Regions from separate parts of the Homo sapiens genome. Here regions 1 and 3 are each linked to region 2. A link is a contact called in ENCODE Hi-C or POLR2A ChIA-PET data. All regions are on one chromosome and are shown on one strand. The core of a region is the stretch at or near the end of the contact, and the rest is flanking DNA. Distances in the headings are between cores, read along the strand shown.

Evidence for each region. A loop is a pair of places that touch in the nucleus more often than their neighbours do. ChIA-PET counts read pairs that join two places held with the same protein, here RNA polymerase II (POLR2A). Pooled maps may share reads with other maps.
Region 1: a loop to region 2 is called in a pooled map, with 4 times the contacts of the local background. The contact joins the promoter of NQO2-AS1 here to the promoter of PXDC1 in region 2. A Hi-C loop is called at or near these places in 2 of 37 single-sample maps with no recorded cell type and 11 of 50 pooled maps. POLR2A ChIA-PET finds 5 or more read pairs at or near these places in 1 of 52 experiments (PC-9).
Region 3: a loop to region 2 is called in a map of B cell, with 5 times the contacts of the local background. The contact joins the promoter of BPHL here to the promoter of PXDC1 in region 2. A Hi-C loop is called at or near these places in 3 of 168 maps with a recorded cell type or tissue (B cell, CD8-positive, alpha-beta T cell and tibial artery), 1 of 37 single-sample maps with no recorded cell type and 1 of 50 pooled maps.

The regions. Positions count from the first base shown.
Region 1 is chr6:2,998,425-3,002,364 of GRCh38, forward strand. It overlaps NQO2-AS1 (NQO2 antisense RNA 1), which reads right to left and starts at 1,251. Exons shown (of 2, transcript NR_186367.1): 1 at 967-1,251. NQO2 (N-ribosyldihydronicotinamide:quinone dehydrogenase 2) reads left to right here and starts at 1,470. Exons shown (of 7, transcript NM_000904.6): 1 at 1,470-1,661. RefSeq lists a silencer at 1,219-1,468.
Region 2 is chr6:3,750,012-3,754,260 of GRCh38, forward strand. PXDC1 (PX domain containing 1) reads right to left here and starts at 1,702. Exons shown (of 5, transcript NM_183373.4): 1 at 1,265-1,702. The coding sequence starts at 1,520. RefSeq lists silencers at 926-1,005, 1,756-1,995, 2,046-2,215.
Region 3 is chr6:3,115,873-3,120,247 of GRCh38, forward strand. It overlaps BPHL (biphenyl hydrolase like), which reads left to right and starts at 2,839. Exons shown (of 7, transcript NM_004332.4): 1 at 2,839-2,975. The coding sequence starts at 2,869. It overlaps LOC107986556 (a long non-coding RNA gene), which reads right to left and starts at 2,775. Exons shown (of 4, transcript XR_001743928.3): 1 at 1,917-2,775. RefSeq lists an enhancer at 2,073-2,708 and a silencer at 2,747-3,136.

The sequences.
Region 1 (3,940 bases), core at 1-2,500, 750 kb before region 2:
CTGCCACAAGGTGGTGATGTTGCATCACACACGCGCATGATGGGCGCGCAGGCGCCAATGCTCCCAGGACCTGCTGTTCCATTCCTAAATGAAAGTTGTTCCCAGGATCTGGACTCACAAGACAAGGCAGCCTATTCCCTGCTGGGGAGCTCAGGGGCAAGAGGGCATCTCGGAGGGAGGGCACATTCTCACCTCTGAAGACAAGGAGAACATCATCAGCACATAGACCAATCCCAGCAGTGCACCTTAGGATGGGGAGGGCCACTGTGAGTTACAGCAAAATGAACGAATGAATGAACCAATAAATGTCTGAGAGGGAAAGTCCCAACGACCCTCAGGAGGTACAATCAAGAGTTGCAGTTATTTTCGTTAGGAACGTTCTAAACACAGGGGAAACCTTCCTTCCTTCTGCTCTATTGTTGGAGTGGGGCCATCCCGGGACACCAGAAATCAAGGAATTGAGTTTGGAGAAGGGACTTGGGGAGGTCACAGTGGCAGGTGACTGCCAAATGAGGTGGCAGAAGCCAGCAAGCGCTGGAAAAAGTCGGCCCAAACTGTTCACCAGCACCGCCCCCCATAACTCCCCACCGGCTCTGGTTTCAAGACTTTCCGTTTTCTAGGTATTTCCTTGGCCTTAAACCATTTTCCTTTAAACGAACTTTTTCTGTGAAGCCATCCGGTTTCCCCCGATAGTGGCATCTCACAAAGGACAATCCAGTATCCCAACAGCGTGTTGCGTTCCGCGGGACGCAGATTTCCTTCACAGGCACCCCCCGGGTTGCGTTTTTATAGCCACACCCACCCGCCCCCCTATCTCCTGGGCACTGCTAATGAGTCCTGCATTTCTCTCCTTTGGTCTTTGGATAAATGAACCATCCGTGCGTGACCTTTGCGAGGGCATCTTGCATAATACCAGTACACCAGCGGCGCCGTCGGTGAGTGACCTTTGGGACTGGTTTCTCTCACCAGCGTAACTCCCCGGGAGATCCGAGCAAGCTGATGAGTGTATCAGTGGCTCATTCTTTCTGTTGCACCACGGACCCTCATTCTGTAACCGGGATACCAGCCAGAGATGGGGAGCGGGAGGCGCAGGGCAGGGGCGTCCCTCCTCTCAGCACAGCCTCCCCGCGCTGGATTTCTATCAATCCAGTTTCCACCTGCCTGGAAGTCAGCAGGGTCCTCCCCAGTCCCAGATCGCCGGGCGAGGCCCCAGATGGACCTCAGGGGCGGGGAGTGGGCGGAGCTTAGGGGCCGAGGCGAGGTGTGGGTGGGGCGGGACGCCGCTGTGGAGGCGGGGCCTGGGCGCGGACGGGCGCGGAGCGAGGCACCGCACCGCCGGGGCGGGGAGTGGGCGGGGCTCGGGGGCGGGGCGGGGTGTGGGCGGGGCTCACGGGCGGGGCGGGTGAGTGGGCGGGGCCTCGGCGTGGTAGGCGCGCTGCGTAAAGAGGCCTGCAGTCCCGCGGCGCGGGGCAGGTTCCGGGCTGCTTAGGTTGGCACCGGTCCGTGGTCCCCGGGGGCGCAGTCGCAGCGCTCCCGCCCTCCAGGCGTCAGCGAGTGCGCGGTCCAGTGCGGCCGGAACCTGGCGCAACTCCTAGAGCGGTCCTTGGGGAGACGCGGGTCCCAGTCCTGCGGCTCCTACTGGGGAGTGCGCTGGTCGGAAGGTGAGTGATCCCCTGTCGGGGACCGGGGGACTTGGGAAGGACAGTTCCCGGACTGGACGGCCAGAACGCTCTCAGGGATTTCAGCTGGCCGGCCATATGGCCCTGTGGGTCGTCGCGCCCGGGCCAGGGACCATTCTGTACATAGGATCGTGCTTGGCTCTCACGGAACGCGCCCACACGCAGGGTCCCGGTGTCGAATCGTCTGGTGGAATCTGCCCTCAACCCTATGGAGCGGGTGCTGGTATCATAGTCATATTACAAGTAGGAATCAGCGGGCCCAAGGTCAGTCTGTAAAGGGGGTACCGGGGTTTAGGCCCGTGCGCTGCCCAGCGCTGCCCTGAAGGCGCGGCTGAACCACTGGTTTGCGCTGCCTTTGTCAAGGACATTGTGGCACTGTGGAAAAAATGAAAAATCAGCTTCTCTAACCTATAATCTCTCTGGGAAAAAAAAAAATCAGCTTTTTTTTTTTTCCCCGAGACGGAGTCTCACTCTGTCGCCCAGGCTGGAGTGCAGTGGCACGATTTCGGCTCACTGCAACCTCCGCCTCCCGGGTTCAAGCAATTCTCCTGCCTCAGCCTCCCGAGTACCTGGGATTATAGGGGCGTGCCACCACGCCTGGCTAATTTTTTGTATGTTTAGTAGAGACGGGTTTCATGTTGGTCAGGCTGGTCTCAAACTCCTGACCTCGTGATCCGCCCGCCTGGGCCTCCCAAAGTGCTGGGATTGCAGGCGTGAGCCACTGCTCCCGGCCCTCTTTTTCTTTTTTCTTTTTTTTTTAGAAGAGTCTCACTCTGTTGCCCAGGCTGGAGTGCAGTGGGGCAATCTCAGCTCACTGCAACCTCTGCCTTCCAGGTTCAAGCGATTCTCCCCCCTCAGCCCCTTGAGTAGCTGGGATTACAGGCGCCTGCCACCATGCCCGGCTAATTTTTGTATTTTTAGTACAGGTGGGAGTTTCACCATATTGGCCAGGCTGGTCTTGAACTCATTCTTCTTCCTTTCTTTTTCTTTTTTTTTTTTTTTTGAGATGGAGTTTCACTCTTATTGCCCAAGCTGGAGTGCAATGGCACAATCTCAGCTCACTGCAACCTCTGCCTCCCGGGTTCAAGCTATTCTCCTGCCTCAGTCTCCCGAGTAGCTGGGATTACAGGTGCGTGCCACTACACCCAGCTAATTTTTGGTATTTTTAGTAGAAATGGAGTTTCACCATATTAGTCAGGCTGGTCTCAAACTCCTGACCTCAGGTGATCCGCCTGCCTCGGCCTCCCAGAGTGCTGGGATTAATGAACCACTGCGCCCGGCCAAAAATCAGCTTCTTTAACCTTTAATCTCTGAAAAAATAAATCAGTTTAACCTTTAATCTCCGAAGATCACAGCCAAAGAAATACATGAAAAGGAACAAGTATTAAATAATATATACTTCTAGCTGTGCTGTTTATAGTTTTGGGAAAAAAATGGAAATAACCTAAGGTCCCAGAAATAGGAAAATGGGCACAAAAGGGTATGCAGGCAATGGTTTAGCTGCCGCATGAATACACACTGAATACACTGTGAGATGTTGTCTGTTAGAATGCCCAGCACGGGGACTGTCCACATGGAAAGAGGCACAGGAAAAAAAGTGAAAACATTATAAAATAACTTCTTAAAATTAAATAATGTACACGTCAAAAATATCAGAGCCCACTTGACCTGGTATATACAGTTTAATAACCACATGGCTCTTTTTTCCTGTAGGCCTGGGTAGGTGCATAGTTTCTAAAAAGGGAGAGAACTGTCACTGCTGTGGATGGGGTGCCAAGGGAAGTGCCTGGGGTCAAGTGAACAGTGACACAACTGCAAGTCAAGAGCCTGTGTTGGAGTCTTTCCCCACTATTTCAAATAGTATAGAAAATAGAGCTGAGTCACTCAAATAGAGCTGAGTTAGTCACTCAGCTCTTGGACCTCAGATTCTTATTCTTAACCGCTAGGGGGATGGAGACAGAAGTCACAAACTCACATGCCACCAGCCATATGATGTAAACATGTAAACTGGGCCAAGGAATACAAAAGGGAGTGGTGAGCTGGGGACACTGAAGAATGGATGCCCTGTCTAGAGGAGTGAAAATGAAGCATTTCATACAAACAACATGATTTCGGGCAATCACTTTGGGAATCAGGATAAGGTGTTCCCCCAGTCTGCAGAAACACTGGCAACATTTACAAAGGTAAATCATTTCATATCACTCTATTTTCTTTTTCTTTTTTGAGACAGAGTCTTGCTCTGTTGCCCAGGCTGGAGTGCA
Region 2 (4,249 bases), core at 452-2,951:
TGGAGAACAGCTATAAATGTGAGGCTCTGGGGAGCAGAGGGAGGCCTGAAAGGCGGGCCTTCTCGCTCAGGGCCCCAACTCGCTGGCTGTGGGAGCCCTTCCAAAAGATGTGTCATGAGAACTAAGCTAATTATCCACGTAATTCTCACACTGGGGTTGGGGCCATCGCCAGGGGAAAGCACAGGTTATCTCAAGAACGCAGCCAGATAGGAGGCTGGGGAGACTTGGACGGGCCACCTTCTGCTTCAGTAACTTGGCCCCAAGCTTTCAGGAGGTCTCTGCTTAGAGGAGGACTGCAGAAAAGAAGGCTGCTGGGCCACTGTCCCAATGTTCCGAGCTACAGGTGGTCACCCATGGAGGGGGGTGGGACCTGCTCGGAAGTCCTCCAGTCTTCCCGCCCCTTCTCCCCTCCCGGCCCTCCCAGGCGGCCCCTCTCCTCGGCCTGCCCCCTCCACCCCGCAATTCTTCCCGTCTCAATTCCAGTCCCTCTCTCTTGCGTCCTCCCGGCTTCCACCCCCTCAGCCTGGCCTCCAAAAGAAAGATCGGGCAGAGCGGTAGGAAAAGGGAAGCCACCGCGGTTTCTGAAAACAAGAATTCCCGCGAGCCAGGACGGTCACGAGGCCGGGGAGGAGGCGGCGCAGCTGATCAAACGCGAATGGGGACCAGCCCTGGCGGGGGTGCGGGGGGGCCCTGGCTGTCCGCGGCAGCCGCGGGCGGGGCGGCCGCTCCGAGGAGGGACGGAAGGGCTGCGTGGCACCTCGCGCTCGAAGACCAGGGGCGCGCCCTCCGCGGGGAGAACTCGGGGCGGCGGCCAGACCCGACGCGACCCCCGGCTCGGACCCTGCAGTTAACTGCTCCCAGACGCTTTCCCAGTGCGCCCGCCCGCCGGCCCTCGGGAGGTACCGGGCAGGGGGCTAGGGCCGGGCCGACCCTGTGAGCCGCTCAGCCCCGGGCGCCCCCGCCCTCCTCGGAAGTGACTCGTCCTCAGGGAGAGTCCGGCGCCCGCCCTGCCGGCCTCGGCCCCTTTCCCGCCCCATTTGGCTCCTCCGCCGGGGGCGCCCCCAGGCTGGGCAGGCTGGCTCCCCGTCCCCCTAACCCCGCCGCCCGGGCACCCCTCGTCTGCGGGCGCGGGGTCCAAGTGTCCCCTGTCCAGGGCGGGCAGAAAGGAGAAGTCGCAATCTCGGTTGAAGTCTCTTCCCCGCCTCCTTCGTGCACTTCAAGGCTGCCTCGGCCCCGCGCCCCTCCCGCGTCCCCGGCCCCGCACCTTGCCGCAGCGGCCCCTGCGCCAGTTCGGACCGGTCCTCGGGAAAGGCGTCGCGCAGGCGCTGCCACAGGCGGCCCAGGTCCGCCAGGCTGCGGTGCAGGTAGAGCACGCTGCGGTCCGACCACTCCGTGCGGATCTCGAAGAACTCCTCTTCGTCGCCGCGCCGGCTGACGATGAGCCTGCGGATGCCGTTCACCCAGCAGCCGCGCACGAACATGTTCACGAGCGACGTGCCCTCAAACACCGCCGAGGCCATGTCGCACGCATGCCCCCGCCAAGGGCTCCCCAGCCCCGCCGCCCGCCCGCCCGCAGGAGGCGCGCCCCGGCCGGGGTCGTCCCGGGTCTGTCCGTGGCCGGGGTCGTCCGGGGTCGGCCCGTCACTCCAAGGAGGCTGCGTATGGCCCGCGTTCGGGGCAGCGGGGCGGCGCGGCGGCGAGTGGCTCGGGCCGGCCGGGCGCGGCTTTATAAGGCGCTTCCCATCGCGGGCGGCGCGGTAGTCGACGTCGAGGTTAGGCCGCGTCCGCCTCCCGCCCGCCTCCCGCGGAACGGGCGCCGCGGGCCGCTCTGGAAAGGAAGAGGTCCGGCTGGCCGCGCCCCCGCCGCCTCCGCAGAGACCGCGCTGCCGCGGCCACGAGAACCCCCGGAGCCGGGAGCCGGGCCGAGTCCCAAGCGCTCGCCCCCGCCTCGCGCCCCCCGCGCCTCCTCCCTCGCGGCCCCGGAGCCGCAGGTCGGTGACTGGACCAGCCGGGAAGGGAGGCGGGGCGGGCCCTGCTTGCCAGGCGCTCGGCGCAGACTTTTTTCTCTTTCCGTTTCGCGATCCTCGGGACCTCCCAGGGCTAGGAGCTGCGCGCCCCACCCGGCCCGCGAGGGGATGGCAACTACCCGGGGTCCGGAGGCGGGGCTGCGAGTGTCGGGGCGGGGGGCGCGGGCCGGGTCGAGCACCGCCCCGACGAGGGCCCAGGCCAGTCCGGCCCGCCCCGGGTTCCCTCCGTGCCTCAGGTCCCCTCCGTGCCCCGCGTCCTCCCGCGCATTCCGGTCATGCCTCAGCCGCGCCAAGGCCTGGGACACGGCCGGACAGACCGCGGGGCAGCCCTCGGAGAAGTGGGAAGAGGGGAGAAAACAGTGGCGAAAAGAAGGTCTCCTGGGAAGGAGCGCCCTGGGAAGCTGGACGCGGTGGGTGCTCTTGAGGGGCCTCAGGAGTGGACTTGGGGAAACCGCCCGCCCTGAAAACTGACTCAGCGGCGCGTTACTGAGGCCGTTCCTAGTTGGAAGAGAATTAATAGCACTTGTTTGAGAATTACAAGTTAGTTCCAGAAATGAATCGAGTGACCTCACAGCCCGTAGGCAGGGGTGGGAGAGCCAGGGTGAGCCCCTCACCTCACCCCGCCCCCGCCCCGGCAGCGCTCTGGAAAGCCTCAAAGCCCAGCGCTGCGCGGAAATGTTAGAGGCCCAAGGCAGGTGGCCTGTCTGGACTCAGACCCGACCCAGATGTCCCCCCAGGTCCCTACCACTCAGTCCCACCTGCCTCGACTCAGTCCCGACCCAGATGACCACCCCCCCCCCGCCCCCACCACGACCAACTTTTATTCCGACTGCGCCAGTGACTTGCAGATAGCATAGCTTCAAATTTCCTCACCTGGTCTGGGGCGGTGAACAGGTCAAGATGGAGAGTGTCAAGAGAGACTTTTGCTTTGTCTATGATGTTTTTATATACACTTGCTAATTAAATGAACGCATATGTTTCCTGTGTAATTTTGTATAGGGGAATAGGGGCCGTGGGAACTGGAAGTAAACAGCCAGTGTGCCAGCAGCTCTTGACTCTAGGTGGTGGGAATAAGTGCCGTTGTAACCACAGTACCAGCCCAAACGGGGCTTACTCTGTTTGTAACAATGTTGAGTTACCTTGCAGGTATAACAGAGCCAAAAACTCTTAAGTCACAAAGCCCAGGCATGCACCATAGAAAAAGATTTGATCTCTAACAAACATCCAGAACCAACTATTCGTCTCCTTGGAACGAAGAAGACTGGGACATGACTGGAACCCGAACATTCGAACTCTCAGAAGGGAAGGGTCTCTTGGCCCAGAAGATAGGGGCTAAAATCCACCTCAACATACCGTACCATAAATGGCCAAATTTGAAGGCCTTCAAACAGATCCTGCCCAGCCAACATTTCTAAGTCCTTTCCTTTGCCCTCTGCTTCCTTAGAACTTGCCCCAGACCCCAAATCAGGGAGGAAGATTTGAACCTGCCTCCTGTCTCCTTGCTGGCTGGTCTTGCAATAAAGTCTTTCTTTTCTCAAAGGCAGTACCATGGTATTGCTTCCGTGTACATTGAGCAGTGAGCCTGAGGCAGGAAAATAGGGTCAGGAGGCAGGGAACATAAGGCCAATTCACACTTCGGCTGTAACAGGAAATATCCACTCCATAGGGCGTATGCTGTAAGTGACTTTGTAACTTTACTTCATCCTCTGCATTTACGTAGAGGGTAAGTGAAGTAAACAATGGAATCATCTAGGGGATATTTAAACTTCCAAAAATTCTGTAACGGGGCCTTTGAGCCCCTATGTTCGGGCCGCTCCCACACTGTGGAATGTAATTTCGTTTTCAATAAATCCCTTCATTCCTTCCTTGCTTTGTTTGTGCGTTTTGTCCAATTCTTTGTTCAAGATGCCAAGAACCTGGACATCCTCCACCGGTGACAAGCCCATTTGCTTAATAAGATTATTATTTTCTTCTCAGTATTTTTCTGTTACTTATTTTCTGAAAGTGCCAGGAAGAGGAGGGCAGGCAGGACCACCCCAAAACAGGCCACCTGTGGTATCATGGTGACCTCTAACCCCAGCCCCCAAGAATATGAAAGTGATGACGACTCTTATGAAGTGTTGGATTTAACTGAGTATGCAAGAAGACATCAGCGGTGGAATTGAGTGTTTGGCCCCAGTTGGAGACCTATGGTGTTACAGAGAAATACTCAGTAGCTACCC
Region 3 (4,375 bases), core at 1,589-4,088, 630 kb before region 2:
CTGAAAGGTTAATGCTACTACAGTGATTTTTACAATATGCAATAATCCAAGTATACGACCAGGTATAGTGGCTCATGCCTGTAATCCCAGCACTTTGGGAGGCCAAGCTGGGAGGATCGCTTGAGGCCATGAGTTCGAGACCAGTGTGGACAACACAGCAAGACCCTATCTCCACAAAAACATTAAAAAATATTAGCCAGGTGTGGTGGTGTATGCCTGTAGTCCTAGCTTCTTGGCAGGCTAAGGTGGGAGGATCACTTGAGCCCAGGAGTTTGAGGCTGTGGGGAGCTGTGATCACACCGTGCCTCAATAATAATAGCAATCATCATCATCATCATCAAGTATAGAGTCCTGAAATTGAGAGCTCAAAACTCCCCCCTGCCCCTTCTCAGCTGTGTTACCCAGGCCTTGCTTCCTAACCTTTCGCCGTCATTATGCAAGTATAGAGTCCTGAAATTGAGCAGCTCAAAATTACTTTTCAGCTGTGTTACCTAGGGCTTGCTTCCTAACCTTTCTTAGCCTCAGTTGCCTCATCTATAAATGGAGAGTGCAATAGCACAGAAGGCTAATGTGAAGATTAAAGAAATATGATATATCATAAGGTGCCTGGCACAAAAATGGCAGTTTTTTTAAACTGTACGATCTTGCTATATATAAAGAACTGGTTGTCAGGTATGTTACTTAAAAATAGTGACACCACGCTGGACGCGGTGGCACACACCTGTAATCCTAGCACTTTAGGAGGCTGAGGCGGGTGGATCACCTGAGGTCAGGAGTTTGAGACCAGCCTGGCCAACATGGCAAAACCTCGTCTCTACTAAAATTACAAAAATTAGCCGGGCATGGTGGCGGGTGCTTGTAATCTCAGCTACTCAGGAGGCTGAGGCAGGAGAATTGCTTGAACCTGCGAGGCAGAGGTTACAGTGAGCTGAGATTGCGCCATTGCACTCCAGCCTGGGCAACAAGACCAAAACTCCGTCTCAAAAAAAAAAAATTGTGACACCAATAACCTAAAACTCAGTGCTACCGTTTTTTATTAGCACAAGGGTAACTGGTGTTGAAACTGTACAGACAGCTATTTTTATCATTTCTGAGATGAAACCCCAATCAACATATCAGGAAAAAAGGAAATACTGACCTCACCAAAGATTTCTGAAAGTCAAACGATATTAAACTCAAACATTATATATGTCTCTTTCCTTTTATGCAGGAATTAATGTGATAGATTTATGTTGAGAGTAGAATATGAAAACTTTTGCATAGTCTGTATTTAGGCCAAAACTGCCTTTACTACTCAAGAAAGTCCAATGGGCCAGTGAGGACACTGCAGGTGACAGAAATTTCTATGAGTGTAACACCTACAAGCACTGTGCTCACAGGACTGACTGTTACACCAAAAAGGTCTCTTGGAGGAGAAGAAATGCAATATGCAAAGAAGCTGTTGTCTCCAATTATTCAAGCCAAGGCTACAACAGTAGCCACAAATCTGCCAGTTATTTCCAATTAAGGCAGAACGATTGACTTAAAAAGCAATAGTTGTTTTTTTTCTCCACTGAGCTTTCAATTAGATAATGTCTATAACCTTTATAAAGCTGCAATTATACAGCCAAAAGAAAAAAAATTAATTGTGGTAAAACATACATAAAACTTACCACTTAAACCACTTTTAGGTGTGTAGTTCAGTGGCAGTAAGTACACTCACAATGTAATGCAGGCATCACCAAAATCCATCCCCAGGACTTTTTCATCTCTCCAAACTGAAACTCTGTCCCCATGAAACACCAACTTTCCATTCCCCCTTCCACCAGCCCTCAACAACCCCCATTCTATTTTCTGTCCCTATAAGTTTGACTCCTCTAGGTACCTTATTATATAAGTGGAATCACACAGTATTTGTCTTTTTTTGACTGGCTTACCTCCCTCAGCATAGTGTCCTCCAGGTTCATCCATGTAGTAGCAAGTGTCAGAATTTCGTTCTTTGTTCAGGCTAAAAAATGTTCCCTTGCATGCACAGACAACATTTTGCTTATCCATGTATCTGTTTTTGGACACTTAAATTGCCTCCACCCTTTTGGCTATTGTGAATAGTGCCGCTGTCAACGTGAGTGTAAAAACATTTCTTCTTGTACACCCTGTTTTAAATTCTTTTGGGTTATATACCCAGAAAAGAAAATGCTGGATCATATAACTGATTTGTTGAGGAACCGCAGTATTGTTCATCACATGGCTGCACCATTTTACATTCCCAACAGCAATATACAAGGGCTTCAATTTCTCTACATCTTCACCAACACTAATTTCTGGGGGTTTTGCTAGTAGCCATCCTAATGGGCGTGAAGTGGTATAAACAAAATTTAGATCCCATCATCTCCGAAAAGCAAATACACTTCCTAGTACTAGTCAGTACTAAATAGGTGCACAGCGTTTAGAACTTTACTTGATCCAACATAGCAGCCTGCCTAGAGCCGGAGCCCCGCCCACTCCGGAGTCCCGCCTGGACGCCGACGCAGCGAGGGCGCTATGGCTGGCGGCCTCGCCTCCTGGAAAGGCCATGGTCGCTGAGGCGACGAGCGAGGGCGGGGCAGCGCCGACGGGGACACTCATCCCGGGAGCCAGAGCCAGCACCGAGAGGGGACGGTCTACGCGGGTGCCGGCGGTTCCAGGACTGCGAAACCACGAGCCGAGTTTCGGTCGCCCATGGGAAAGCACCCGGCAGGGCGTGGCTTCGGGGCGGGGCGGGCAGAGGGCGGAGCAGGATGGAGAGGCGAGGTGGGCGGAGCAGAGGGCGTGGCTTCGGGGCAGAGTGGGCCGGGTACCGCGCTTGGTCTTAGCGCATGCGCACTCCCGGCAGCTACGCGACCTGTGACCATGGTGGCTGTGCTGGGCGGCCGGGGCGTGTTGCGCCTGCGGCTGCTTCTCTCAGCGCTGAAGCCCGGGATCCACGTCCCACGGGCCGGACCCGCGGCCGCGTTCGGGTAATGGCGGCCACCTCGCCCCGGGGATCCCCAGCATCGGCGCGCTCGAGGGGCGGCGGGAGGGGCGCGTGCCGACAGCAGGAGTTCCCGGCGCGCGGGCACGGGGCGTGGGCGCGGCCTGGCTGCCCTGTCGCCCTTTGTGCCGCGAGACCCCGATCCTGGGGGCCAGCCGCGCTTGGTGCTCGAGCCCCTCGATCGTGCATGCGCCTCGGTCAGCCTCAGTTCAAGGAGTCTGGAGCCGTGGAGGCTTGGGCTATAGAGTGCAGCCCCTTCAGTGTGCAGACCAGAGAGACCCAGGGAGATACATTTGCCTGTAGTATGGACTCACCCGTGACGGAGCACGGACTAGAATCCCAACGCCCTCATTAGTCCATTGCTCTGTCCAGAGTCCACACTAAGGGCATAAGGACAATAATCTCTTCTTTCTCTTATGTCAGAAATCAGCCTGAGCCTGAGTACCGCTAAGGCTTTAATCACGGGTCCCGAGAGCCCTAAGTCTTCTCTTTGCTTGCTGATCTCGTACCTTAATGTGCAAAAGAATCACGTTGGGAACTGAAAATTCAGAATCCTGGGCCTCACTCCCAGAGGATCTGATCTACATGTGTGGAGATGCCCAGGAATCTGCTTTATTCTCTTTTGTCCTCCCACCTGTCCCCCCATTTCAGGTAAAACAATAACAAAAAAACTGGATTAATTTCTGACCTTCTGTCTTGAAAATGGATACTCTTGGTCCCAAGAGATACTGGGCAGAAATGTGGATAGAGCGGCATGAAGCTTGTTTTACTTTATTCTCTACATACATCCCTACACACATGCAAACACACGTATACAACGAACGTACACAGTGCATGTGCGCAGTTGACTGTTGATGGGCTACTTTCATAAAGTCAGTACTAGATAGGTACACAGCGTTTAGAACTGTACTTGATCCAACATAGAAACTTTTAGTTTGAAAACTTGATTTAGAAGGAGAAAAGAGGGCAAATCTGACCAGCTTTTAAAATTTCATATTGCAATTGACTAGCTCCTTTAATTTTAGAATTATTATAAGATGGTCAGGGCTATTTTGATAGATGGAAAAACATGTTAATGGCTACAGCTGTATAAATTAACAGTGAAAATGATTATTTTTTCCAGTTTCCTGTCTGCAGAAAGGCATCGAAATAAGTTACTGTGATTGTACCAATATAGTTCTTTTTTTTTTTGAGACTGACTCTCGCTCTTTTGCCCATGCTGGAGTGCAGTGTTGTGATCTCGCTCACTGCAACCTCTGCCTCCCAGGTTTAAGCGATTCTCGTGGCCTCAGCCTCCCGAGTAGCTGGGATTACAGGTACCTGCCACCATGCCCGGCTAATTTTTGTGTTTTTAGTAGAGATGGGGTTTCACCATGTTGGCCAAGC